Regions from separate parts of the Homo sapiens genome. Here regions 2, 3 and 4 are each linked to region 1. Evidence: chromatin contacts called from ENCODE Hi-C or POLR2A ChIA-PET data. All regions are on one chromosome and are shown on one strand. Each heading gives the region's core, a stretch centred on a gene start or an enhancer-like site at or near the end of the contact. The rest is flanking DNA. Distances are from core to core; before and after follow the strand shown.

Evidence for each region. A loop is a pair of places that touch in the nucleus more often than their neighbours do. ChIA-PET counts read pairs that join two places held with the same protein, here RNA polymerase II (POLR2A). Pooled maps may share reads with other maps.
Region 2: a map of dorsolateral prefrontal cortex shows a loop between it and region 1 (9-fold over the local background). The contact joins the enhancer-like site here to the promoter of CECR2 in region 1. A Hi-C loop is called at or near these places in 12 of 168 maps with a recorded cell type or tissue (CD4-positive, alpha-beta T cell, GM23248, IMR-90 and 7 more), 2 of 37 single-sample maps with no recorded cell type and 9 of 50 pooled maps. POLR2A ChIA-PET finds 5 or more read pairs at or near these places in 7 of 52 experiments (H1, HEK293, HEK293T and 3 more).
Region 3: a pooled map shows a loop between it and region 1 (2.8-fold over the local background). The contact joins the enhancer-like site here to the promoter of CECR2 in region 1. A Hi-C loop is called at or near these places in 2 of 168 maps with a recorded cell type or tissue (CD4-positive, alpha-beta T cell and Right ventricle myocardium superior), 2 of 37 single-sample maps with no recorded cell type and 5 of 50 pooled maps. POLR2A ChIA-PET finds 5 or more read pairs at or near these places in 7 of 52 experiments (A673, H1, HEK293T and 2 more).
Region 4: a map of spleen shows a loop between it and region 1 (4-fold over the local background). The contact joins the enhancer-like site here to the promoter of CECR2 in region 1. A Hi-C loop is called at or near these places in 2 of 168 maps with a recorded cell type or tissue (kidney and spleen), 1 of 37 single-sample maps with no recorded cell type and 5 of 50 pooled maps. POLR2A ChIA-PET finds 5 or more read pairs at or near these places in 6 of 52 experiments (H1, HEK293, OCI-LY7 and 2 more).

The regions. Positions count from the first base shown.
Region 1 is chr22:17,368,022-17,370,721 of GRCh38, reverse strand. It overlaps CECR2 (CECR2 histone acetyl-lysine reader), which reads right to left and starts at 1,262. Exons shown (of 19, transcript NM_001290047.2): 1 at 813-1,262. The coding sequence starts at 938. RefSeq lists silencers at 825-924, 935-1,004.
Region 2 is chr22:17,435,429-17,438,128 of GRCh38, reverse strand. All of the region lies in intron 1 of CECR2 (CECR2 histone acetyl-lysine reader), which reads right to left. Among named protein-coding and RNA genes, the nearest start is that of CECR2, 67 kb to the right of the region's middle. RefSeq lists an enhancer at 2,003-2,563. Within about 2 kb of position 1,333, at least 5 of the 41 ENCODE cell types and tissues checked have a DNase peak (open chromatin) inside an H3K27ac peak, as active enhancers do; they include dorsolateral prefrontal cortex, where a contact is called at or near this core.
Region 3 is chr22:17,242,226-17,244,925 of GRCh38, reverse strand. No RefSeq gene overlaps it. Among named protein-coding and RNA genes, the nearest start is that of CECR3, 23 kb to the left of the region's middle. RefSeq lists enhancers at 1,098-1,357, 1,378-1,437. Within about 2 kb of position 1,250, at least 6 of the 41 ENCODE cell types and tissues checked have a DNase peak (open chromatin) inside an H3K27ac peak, as active enhancers do.
Region 4 is chr22:17,302,960-17,305,659 of GRCh38, reverse strand. No RefSeq gene overlaps it. Among named protein-coding and RNA genes, the nearest start is that of CECR3, 38 kb to the right of the region's middle. RefSeq lists enhancers at 1,435-1,704, 1,775-1,894. Within about 2 kb of position 1,364, at least 3 of the 41 ENCODE cell types and tissues checked have a DNase peak (open chromatin) inside an H3K27ac peak, as active enhancers do; they include spleen, where a contact is called at or near this core.

The DNA.
Region 1 (2,700 bases), core at 13-2,512:
GGACCCTCGGGTTTCGGCCCAGTTATCACAAAGCCCCGGGCTGGAAAACACCTCCGGCCTGGCCAGAATGGCCAGCCCGTCCTCCGCGCTCGCCCGGGGGGATAATGGTGGCGAGATCAACTCCAAGGGCTCCCGAGCCCCGCGATAAAGAGGCTGGATATTACGGGAGGAAGGACGCTGTGGAAGAATAACGGAGTCCCAAACTTTCCTTCCACACCTCCAGAGCCCCGCGCCCAGGCCCGGTCCCCACCGGCCCGAAGTTGGCCGGAGCGCCTCCCGGGAGCTTGGGGCCTCCGGGAGCCCCTGCCACGCGCCCGCCCGCCAGAGCGGGGCTAGCCCTCCCCGCCGGCCGCGGCCGACTCCCGCCCCGGTCCGAGTTAATCCCGCGCGGGCCCCCCCCCCGCGCCCGGCCCCGCCGGAGCAGCTGGCTCGCGCCTCAATGGCACCGGGCGGCGAGCGCGCGCAGCCCTCGCGCCCACACCCAGCCCCAGCCCACCGGAGAAGTCCCGGGAGGGTCGCCGGGTCCCGCTCCCGCTCCCTCTCCCACAAAAGCACGGGCCCGCCCCGCCCTCGCGGTGCCTGCTCCTCCACCCCAGGATCCGGCGTCCCCGGCCCGACGCCCCTCGGCACCCGGGCACAGCCCGGCGGCCCCCGCCCGCCCTCCTGCCCTTTTGCGCCCTCCTCCTGGCCCCCGACTCCCGGCCGAAGTCCCTCGGGCCCCGGCCCCTCTGCGCGACGGCCCGGGACACCCCGCGCGGGGCAGGGGGAGCAGGGGGCGCAGCGCGCCGCCTCCCGCCCGCGCGGCCACTCACCTCGATCTCGAAGTCGGGCAGGCGGAACGCGGTGCGAAAGAGCGAGCAGAAGTGCGCGATGGCCGGGACCTCCCACCAGGAGCGGAGCTCGCCCAGCCCGGCCGCGCCGCCCTCCTCTGGGCACATCTCCCCGCTGCGGCACAGGCGGCGGCCCCTCGCTGCCCGCGCTCTGCCCGCCGACCTGGGACTCCCGCCGCGGCAGCGCCGCAGCCTCCGCGCGGTCCTCGGCGGGGGCGGCGGGGCGCTCCTCCCGCTGCTGCCGCCGCTCGGCGAGTGCAGGAGCCGAGGGCGGGCGCCGGGCGGGGGGCGGCGGCGCGGGGGCCCGAACTACTGAGGCGGCTGCGGCTGCGGCTGCCCGCGGGGTCCGCGCGCTCGCCCCATCCCGCGGCTGCGGCGGCGGCCGCCCCCAGTCCCCTACAATATAATCGAGTCCCCGCCGGAGAAACAGATGGGGCTAGGGGCGGAGGGGCCGGACGCGGGGCCTGGGGGAGGGGCCGCCCACGAGGAGGGGGCGGGGCTGCCCGCGCCACAACAACAACCCCCGCCCCCGCCCCACCCCCGCCCGGACAGCTGCACCGCCAGGGAGGGGGAGGGGCGGGGCGCGCGCCCCCGGGCCCAGATCCGCAGGACCCAGGGGGCGCGGGCCGCACCCCCGAGAACTCTCACGAGGCGCCCTCCGCCCTCCAGGACTTTGGGACTGGGGAGTTGAAGCACTTTCCCAAGGGAGGACGGCCAGGAGCTCTCCCACCCCCACTTGGCCTGAGTGGTCGCGTCCTTTTAAAGGGCCCGCGGGGTGGTCCTTTCGGTCGGGCTAGAGACAGAAACGTGCACGTGTGGGAGTTCAGTTATTATTGATGCCGAGGGCAGAGCCGGAGCAGGAGCGGGCTGTCCACCCTAGAAATATGAAGCCTAGAGAAGTGAAGTGCTTTCCACCTGTTTCTTAACGCTTTTATTCCAGCCGAGAACGGCGCCCAAGGAGCTCTGAAGTGGCTTTTTTCTCCGAGGGAAGAAGGCGGTGGGGCTGATTGAGCTGGAACGAAGTAGGATGGAGGCTGGAGAGCGGCGGGAAGGGTGGGGTAGGGGGAGGCACCAATCAGCAGCCAAGCGGGAAGAGCGATCCCCAACCCCAGGGAATGGACACGTGTGACCGCCCCGGAGAAGACGGGCTCGGAACCCTGCTACTGCCCGGCCGCTGAAAGAGCTGCCTGGAAGAGTGAGCACAATGTGCTTGGAAGGCGGGGGGATGGGGCAGAGGAGATCGGGAAGCCGGGGACTGTGCTCGGAGGGGAGGAGACCCCCACGCCCCGGCGGAGGGATTGAATGTGCTACGGCCGAAGGGTGTTGGAGTGTGTGCTTTAGAAATGCTAACTGCTGTAGCGCGGTGGAGTACTGCTAAATCCTAAGAAAAAAAATCACCCCAGAAACAGGCTAGAAGTTTGGAAAAACTCCATTGAATGCTCAGATATTTGTATTGGTCGTCGCACTTGCATCCTGCTGGTCTCAGAGGGCCGCCTCTGAGTTCGGTGGTCCACCTTTCAGATAGGAAACACTGCTCCTGGTGCGTCCCCCAAATTAATCAACTATTTATTGAGTGACAGGCACAATCACAAAGTGTACAAGGGTTAAACTCAAAGATCCTCTTCTACCTTTAAGTAGTGTACAATCTGGAGATAATTTATATGATAGATTTTGGAATGGGCTGTCTGGATAATTACCCCTCCACTCTCCCTCACTTTATTATGATAATAACTTGTTGTATTTTTTAAGGCAGCATTCAGAAACATAATTTTAAATGGTTAGAGTATATTCACGTGCATCTTCTGTGAATCTAGTAATCTCAAAATACATCATCTTCTAACAAGGGTCTCCTCCGCCCCCCACCACTCTC
Region 2 (2,700 bases), core at 84-2,583, 67 kb before region 1:
CATGTAATATTCAGCTTGCTAAAGAAATGCATTTTTAAAACCCCAAATATAATGTACAATTCTTTCAACTTTTCTGTTCATTTGGAAGTTTTCATAATAAAATACTGGGAGGAAATATTCCTAGATCACAGAAAAAAATTTTCATTAACATTAAAGTCTCATTTCTATTACTCCACAAAAGAAACTTTGTCCTTTTAAACTATTAAGTTACAGTGAGTAACATCCATCTTTCAAATTCATGGTCAACATTGGTTAACATTCACACTATACATCCTTGAAGTCGAAGGAAATTTTTCCTTTTATCTTTGTAGACACTATGGAAAACCTTCATCACTCCTGCTAAGAAGCAGTGATGCTCACCTTGCATTTTAAAGTCTGACAAACTTTAAAATTTTTTTTAATCCCTATACTATTTAGAAATTTCTATGGTCAACAGTGTGACACCTTGATAAGTCAAAGCATACATAAAAAGAAGTCATAAAAAAGCAGGAACTCCTACTTACAAAGTATGTCTACAGTAATATACTATGAAAAATCTATTTCAGGTCCTCAGTGATGGTATGGATGGGGAGGTACATAATGAAAAAGAAATATCATATGATCAAAAACATGTCGAGGAAGTGTACGTATGTGAGTTCCAATAAGCTGGAATTTAAATAGAAAGGTTGAAGTCACAGCAAGTAGATGAAAGGCGGCCCCTTTAACATTTGCTCCTGGAGTCCAGCAACTCTCAGCAGTTGGCTGGAGACTAAGCTGGCCGATCCTGTGGAGCTTCAACAAAGGGACGAAACAAACTGAGTCCCCAGGGCCCCCCTCCCGACAACGCGTGAAACAACTTGATAAATGATTGCTCTGTCAGGGGATGAGGAGATGGAGACGTCTGGGAGCAGAGGGGGAATGTATCTAATTTAGGAGGCCAAGGGGGAAGGGGAAGACATGGAAGGCAGAACCGCAGACAGGGGCAAGACCATCTAATGGCACTAACACTCGAGCAGAGAACTAGAAACAAACACCAGACAACCCAACAGCATCTCTGAGAGCTGCAGTCATCAGACTGCAGCAAGAGACTTGTCAGAGGCCAGTTCTCCCCAAGTCACTAGGATTTTAAAAGGAAAGTTTTCACCTTCCACAACCCATTCTCCAGCCTCAAGGCCAAGCTTCAGAAAGTGCTGCTCTCATATTACTTCATTCATTTGGGGATGACATGAAATACAAAATCCTTTTCCCCACCCCCAGTTCCTGCCTAAAGATTGCTGATTCAGGCCTGAAAGCCAGAGGCGCAAGAGCCCAAGGCTTAGCTCACTTAAGGAAACATTAATTACCCTGAAACAAAAATAGGAGTTCACATCTGGGGCTCAACACTTACCTTCTCCTCCGCCCCTTTTTCTAGAGTGTGAGCACCCGCTATTTATACAACCTCTTCCTGACTGAGGACTGATACTGGTCCCGCAGGACTTCCCTGTCTGGGGAGAACTTACTGGTGACAAACTCAGTCAGCATTGCACAGGCATTTCAGAAGTAGGAACAGAGGCAGCTCAACTTGAGAAAAAGGTTGTCAGAATTGGAAGTAGTACAAAAGCAGTTTCCCACAGAGTAGCTGGTTAATTCATAAGGGATACTCTGGCAGCTTAAGCATCTGATGAAAGACCATTAAGGAAGTTTACAAGTCAAAGGTGGGAACAAGCAACCCAAGTCTTTCTTCCGTCACTCCAGTTTCTTATTTTAGGAACTAGAGACAGCTAATGTTGTTGCTATAATAGAAGTGCTGTGTTGTATTATTGTGCATAGAACTTTATTTAAATGTTGAATTAAGCTTGGGCTGTAGTTGGCATAATTTAAGCTAACAGCAAATGGTACATCAAGAAACTAAAGGCCGGGTGCAGTGGCTCACACCTGCAATCCCAGCACTTTGGGAAGCCGAGGCGGGCAGATCACGAGATCAGGAGATCAAGACCATCCTGGCTAACACCGTGAAACCCCGTCTCTACTAAAAATATAAAAAATTAACTGAGCGTGGTGACACGCACCTGTAGTCCCAGCCACCCAGGAGGCTGAGGCAGGAGAATCTCTTGAACTCAGGAGGCGGAGGTTGCAGTGAGCTGAGATGGTGCCACTGCACTCCAGCCTGGGTGACAGAGCGAGACAGACAGAGGGAGGGAGGGAGGAAGGGAAAGAAAGAAGGTAAAGAAAAGAAAAGAAAGAAACTAAAGTTTCAAAAAATTTACCTTTGCTTTGCCCAGCACCCTTGGAGGATGACTGATAATTCATAGCTATGACCCCAAATCTAATTTAGTACAGTGTGTTTCAGAACATCTGATGTATTAATTAATTTGGCCAGAGAGACACTGTATAAGGGATGGGATGACTATGAGAAAAAATCACCGTTTCACTGGATTAAGTTGGATGGTCCTGCTCCTGTTTTTTTTTTTTTTTTTTTTTTTTTTAAGAATTAAAAGAGCTCAAGGGAGTCTATTCTAGACTCCCTAGAATGTGTTTGTGGCCTGTCCAGAATTTTCACTGGACCAAACAAAAATAGAACTTGCTAATTCCCCAGACATCTTTCTTGTCAGGTTACACAGTTCAAAAGGTGCTGAGGGCTTCCTAAACTTAGAGATGAGAGAAGAGGCACTGCACCATGGATCTAACTTTTGTGAATTCTAATCAGCAATTCACAAAAGTGAGATCTTACAATTATAAAAC
Region 3 (2,700 bases), core at 1-2,500, 130 kb after region 1:
ATGGAGAAACCCCGTCTCTACTAAAAGTACAAAATTAGCCCAGCATGGTGATGCATACCTATAATCCCAGCTAGTCAGGAGGCTGAGGCAGGAGAATCACTTGAACCTGGGTGTCAGAGGTTGTGTTGAGCTGAGATCGTGCCATTGCACTCCAGCCTGGGCAACAAGAGCGAAACTCCATCTCAAAAAAAAAAAAAAGAAGAAGAAGTGAATTCTCACGTACTTGTTTCAGACAGGTTTTTTTTTTTGTTGAGACGGAGTCTTGCTCTGTTGCCCAGGCTGGAGTGAAGTGGCGCGATCTCGGCTCACTGCAAGCTCCGCCTCCCGGGTTCACGCCATTCTCCTGCCTCAGCCTCCCAAGTAGCTGGGACTACAGGCGCCTGCCACCACGCCCAGCTAATTTTTTGCACTTTTAGTAGAGATGGGGTTTCACCGTGTTAGCCAGGATGGTCTCGATCTCCTGACCTCGTGATCCGCCCACCTCAGCCTCCCAAAGTGCTGGGATTACAGGTGTGAGCCACCGCGCCCGGCTCAGACAGGTTTTTAAGATACTGCTAATATAGCACTTGGAATGAAGGCACTCTGGCTGTCACTAGGGCGTGGTCAGTGCCCAGGGACTCCTGCCCATAGAGGAATGAAGCCCTACCCAGAGGCACCCTCTGCACGCCTGTGAAACCCCAGCAGGGGCTGCCACATTCCCTGGGTTATGGGTGCGGCAATGTGAACCGGGAATAAAACCTGGGGCCTTTCAGAGTGGCAGAGGAGGCTGAAAAGAGGTGGAGAGAGCCCAGCTGCACTCACGGGCCAACACAGACCCCTGGTCTAAAAGGAGTCCCCCAGAACGGGTCAGGCCAGAAATCCGTTCTAGTCCTCAGTTCCCCATGTTCTCTGTCCTCTGTGTCTCTCGCCAATTGCATAGGCTCCTCTTGTCTTTCTCTCCTTCCCTCCCCTGCCTGCATCTTCTCAACAGATGCCCTGTGCCGTCAATAAGTAGCCACGGGCCCCCCAAGCAAACAGGGGCATTCTCACCAGTATCTGAGTGCTCCCAAAGGGCTGTGGGGTCCGATCAGGTGGGAATGGGGCACAGATGGGGCTCATTCGCCTGGCCTGTTGGTTGAACTTGCCCCCTGGGGTGTGGCCATAGAGTTGTGGTGGGGAACCCCTTTTTCATGTACCCTGAGTAGGGGAAGCTGTGTGGAGAAAGTGGGGGGTAGGACTCTGCTGAGCAGGGCGAGGCCCACGGTTGTCTCATGACATTAGAAACATGAAATGAAACTCAAGGTCCTGAGTCATCCCTGTGACTGAGGCTTTTGGACTGGCTTTTTTTTTTTTTTTTTTTTGAGACGGAGTTTAGCTCTTGTTGACCATGCTAGAGTGCAATGGCGTGATCTCAGCTCATTGCAACCTCTGCCTCCTGGGTTCAAGAGATTTTCCTTCCTCAGCCTTCCTGAGTAGCTGGGATTACAGGCACGCGTCACCACGCCCGGCTAATTTTGTATTTTTAGTAGAGACAGGGTTTCTCCATGTTGGTCAGGCTGGTCTCGAACTCCCAACCTCATGTGATCCGCCCGCCTCGGCCTCCCAAAATGTTGGGATTACAGGCGTGAGCCACCGTGCCCAGCCTCGGACTGGCTTTTACCATTTTGAACAGAAAGTCTGCAGCGTGAACAATGGCTCAGGCTGATGAATGCCTCAGTCTAAGTGATTTAGCTGGTGCTGACCCGCTCCCTCATTGATCTTCCTCATTCCCAATTCCAGCAGCAATTGAAGTCTGCACCACACAATTTAGAACTCAGTTGTATATCACCTGCTGCTGTTCCTGTTGTTTCCTATGAGTTGGTCTTGCCTTTCCAGCAAGAATTACAAGCTCCTTCAGGACTGGGATCAAGTTTGTTTGATACTCCTTTAACCTCCAACGCCACTCAATAAATACCCCTTGATTAGATCAGATAATATCTGCATTGCAGTGAGCCAACTTGGCACAGAGAGGCACTCAATAAATGCTTGCATGAAGGAGTGATTTTTTCTGTTGACAAAGGACAAGACAGATCTTTCTGAAATTTTGCAGGAGGTACTTACATCTAAACTTGGTCTGCTGATTATGACAAATCTCAGCCCCCTCTTCTGAAATCACTTCCCTCAACTAGTGAAATAGGTTGGTATTAGTATTCCATACTTACAGTGTTGCTGGCTGAGTGGTGTCTCCCCCAAAATTCATGGGTTTGTTTTGTTTTGTTTTGTTTTGTTTTGAGACAGAGTCTTGCTCTGTTGCCCAGGCTGGAGTGCAGTGACACGATCATAGCTCACTGAGCCTCGACCTCCTGGGCTCAAGGGATCCTCCCATCTCAGCCTCCCAATGTGTTGGGGTTATAGTTGTGAGCCACCACTCCTGGCCCAAAACTCGTGTGTTGAAGCCTTAATGCTCAGTACCTCAAAAGGTGACTGTACTTGGAGATAGGACCTTTAAAGAGGTGATTAAATTAAAAGGAGGCCCTTAGGGTGGGCCTAATCTAATCTGACTGGCGTCCTTATAGGAACAGGAAATTCGGAGTGGGAAGAGACAGCAAGGGTCCTTGTTGGCACACTGAGGCCTCAGAAGAAACCAAGCTTGTCAACACTTTGATCTTGGACTTCCAGCCCAGGGAACTGTGAGGAAATAAGTTTCTGTTTTTTGAGTCACCAAGATTGTGATATTGTGTG
Region 4 (2,700 bases), core at 115-2,614, 65 kb after region 1:
TCCTCACCCTTTCTAATTAAAACTTTGAGCTTCCTAATAATAGGCCCCATAAGTTAAAGTGTCCAGAATTCTTAATCAGAGGCAGAGGCTGGTAAATTATTAGAAGTCATCTTGTTTCTCTTCCAGACATTTGGCCTTTGAAGATGATACCAGACTGTTATCTGAACAAGCAAAAAGCCCCAAAAACAATTAACGTGGTTCCAAGGGGATGATCAAATGCTAGGAGCAGGGAAGAGATCAACCTGACAGGGTAGAAGAAACTTAAGTCAGAGAAAAGGGGAGCCTCCCTGGCTGCCTCATTCTCCCTAGCTTCTCCTGTTCTCCGAAAGTAGCATGCCAGCTTGCCTTGGCAGGGTGGTGCTGGGAGGGCCTGAGAGCTGTGCACTTGAGCACTGGGCTCCGCAGTGGGGACTGGAGAGGCCTCCAGGGGACCATGATGCACTGTGCCTCTCAGGTAGTTCAGTAAGCATTTTCCTTAGAATTGAGCTCAACAATCTTAAAAAGTAATGCAATTATTATAAAAATATTAAGCTGTCAGGTGTGGTGGCTCACACCTGTAATCCCAGCACTTCGGGAGGCCGAGGCAGGTGGATCACTTGAGACCAGCCTGACTGACATGGTGAAACCTGTCTCTACTAAAAATACAAAAATTAGCCAGGCGTGGTGGTGCGTGCCTGTAATCCCAGCTTCCCAGGAGGCTGAGGCATGAGAATCGCTTGAACCCGGGAGGCAGAGGCTGCAGTGAGCCGAGATTGCAGCACTGCACTCCAGCCTGGGCGACAGAGCCAGACTCTGTTCACCCCACCTCAAAAAAAAAAAAAAAAAAGAAAGGCAAGGTATTTAGGTTCAAGATACTGTGACAGCTGCAGCTACTACCTACAACCGTGGTACATTCTACACTTGGGTCTTTCTGGCTTGGCACAAAGATTTGCGAAAATGACCCACTCTCTGAAAAATCATACAAAATGCCCCCAGTTTCGTTTTGATAGACTCGGGTTGTGTGCTAGTGCAGGGCACTCCTTGGCCTGGTGGAGGCTACTGGGATAAAGACAGGCACAGCCCTTGCCTCCAGGGCTTTCAGGTCAGTGGATTAAACAGCCTTGTCAGTGACGCAGTCCAATAGCAAGAGGATGAATGTCAGTCAGTGCCAAGCACAGGGTAAAACAGCACACCGAAGCAGCCTGGAGGAAGGAAGGGCCATGTCCACTACCAGGCTTGGAAGCATAAGTAGGATGTAGGCAGGCAGGAGTGGCTGGGGGATCCGCTGGGGAACAGCCACAAAGGCACAGAGTGCCAGAGAAGCCCGGGAGCCTCCAGGAGTCAGCAGCGGCCTGGGGACGAGAGGACGATTAGGACAGGTGACCATCACGGCCGTTCCTGGGTAACGAAGAACCCTCCTGTCCTGCTGGGACAAGGGGGGATGGGAGCTGGAAATGGCCACAGCCAGAGCAGCCAGGCTCTCCCATGATCATGAAGTCAGAGCCAAGCACACAGAGAGATCACAGTTTCTCCATGTCGAAGGGAAAGAGGCTGAAGAAGAAACCTCATCTACTCATGATGAAATACCCTTCACCCCTAACGTAGGCGTCAGCACTAGGAAAGTCCCTTACGCCGATGCTTCCTGTGGTTCCATTCTCACCACAATGTACCCACCTGCAGCCTGCGGGCCCACTTGTCCTCACTACCCCATGCTCTGCTCCAGCCTGTTTGGTCGGGAACCACATTTCCCCATCTCCCATGCTTTCTGGCTGTTGGGGGCACTGCAGAAGACTGGAGTGTGGGAGCCAGGAGGAAGGCAGGGTGTTCCTCCTCCTGCAAGGGCCCCATGTCGTGCAAAGGCAGTGTCTCCTGCACAGTTCCATCTCTAGTTGGACATCATCTCCCTTCCTGGTCCCAGCTTCCCTCATCACCTCCACCCACTAACACGGAACCCTGTCTTCAGGAGCCCGGCAACGTCATCTCCTACTGTGTCTTCCTAACCCTAGGAGTAGCAACGGCTTCCTGCGCTGTAAGTCCCTCAGCACCTGTGGAACCAGCTTGCTGCACTGGAGTGCCGATTTTCCTGGCTGAACACAAACTGATACGATGGAGAATACTGCTGCGGGAGGCGTGTCTTTGTCATATTATTCTTTGCTTAAAAAGTCAAGCGGGCCGCGTGTGGTGGCTCACGCCTCTAATCCCAGCACTTTGGGAGGCCAAGGCGGGTGGATCACCTGAGGCCGGGAGTTCAAGACCAGCCTGACCAACATGGAGAAACCCCATCTCTACTAAAAATACAAAATTAGCCGGGCGTTGTGGCGCATGCCTGTAATCACAGCTACTCAGGAGGCTGAGGCAGGAGAATCACTTGAACCTGGGAGGCAGAGGTTGTGGTGAGCCAAGATCATGCCATTGCACTCCAGCCTGGGCAATAAGAGGGAAATTCCATCTCAAAAAAAAAAAAAAGTCAAGTGAATTGTGCATTGTATCCCATAAATTATCTGTATTTGTCCCAACATGAAAACAATGTTCCCTGCAAATCTTGGCATGAATTTGAAGCTCTCTAAAGGTGCCCCCATGTGTTCTGTGGCACCATTGCCCACAGCTTAGTGTACTGACAGAATCGTCCCCTGTAGCCATTGACTATCGGTACTAATCAACTGGGGCTGCTATCATAAAATACCACAGACCTGGGGGCTTAAACAACAGAAATGTATTTGC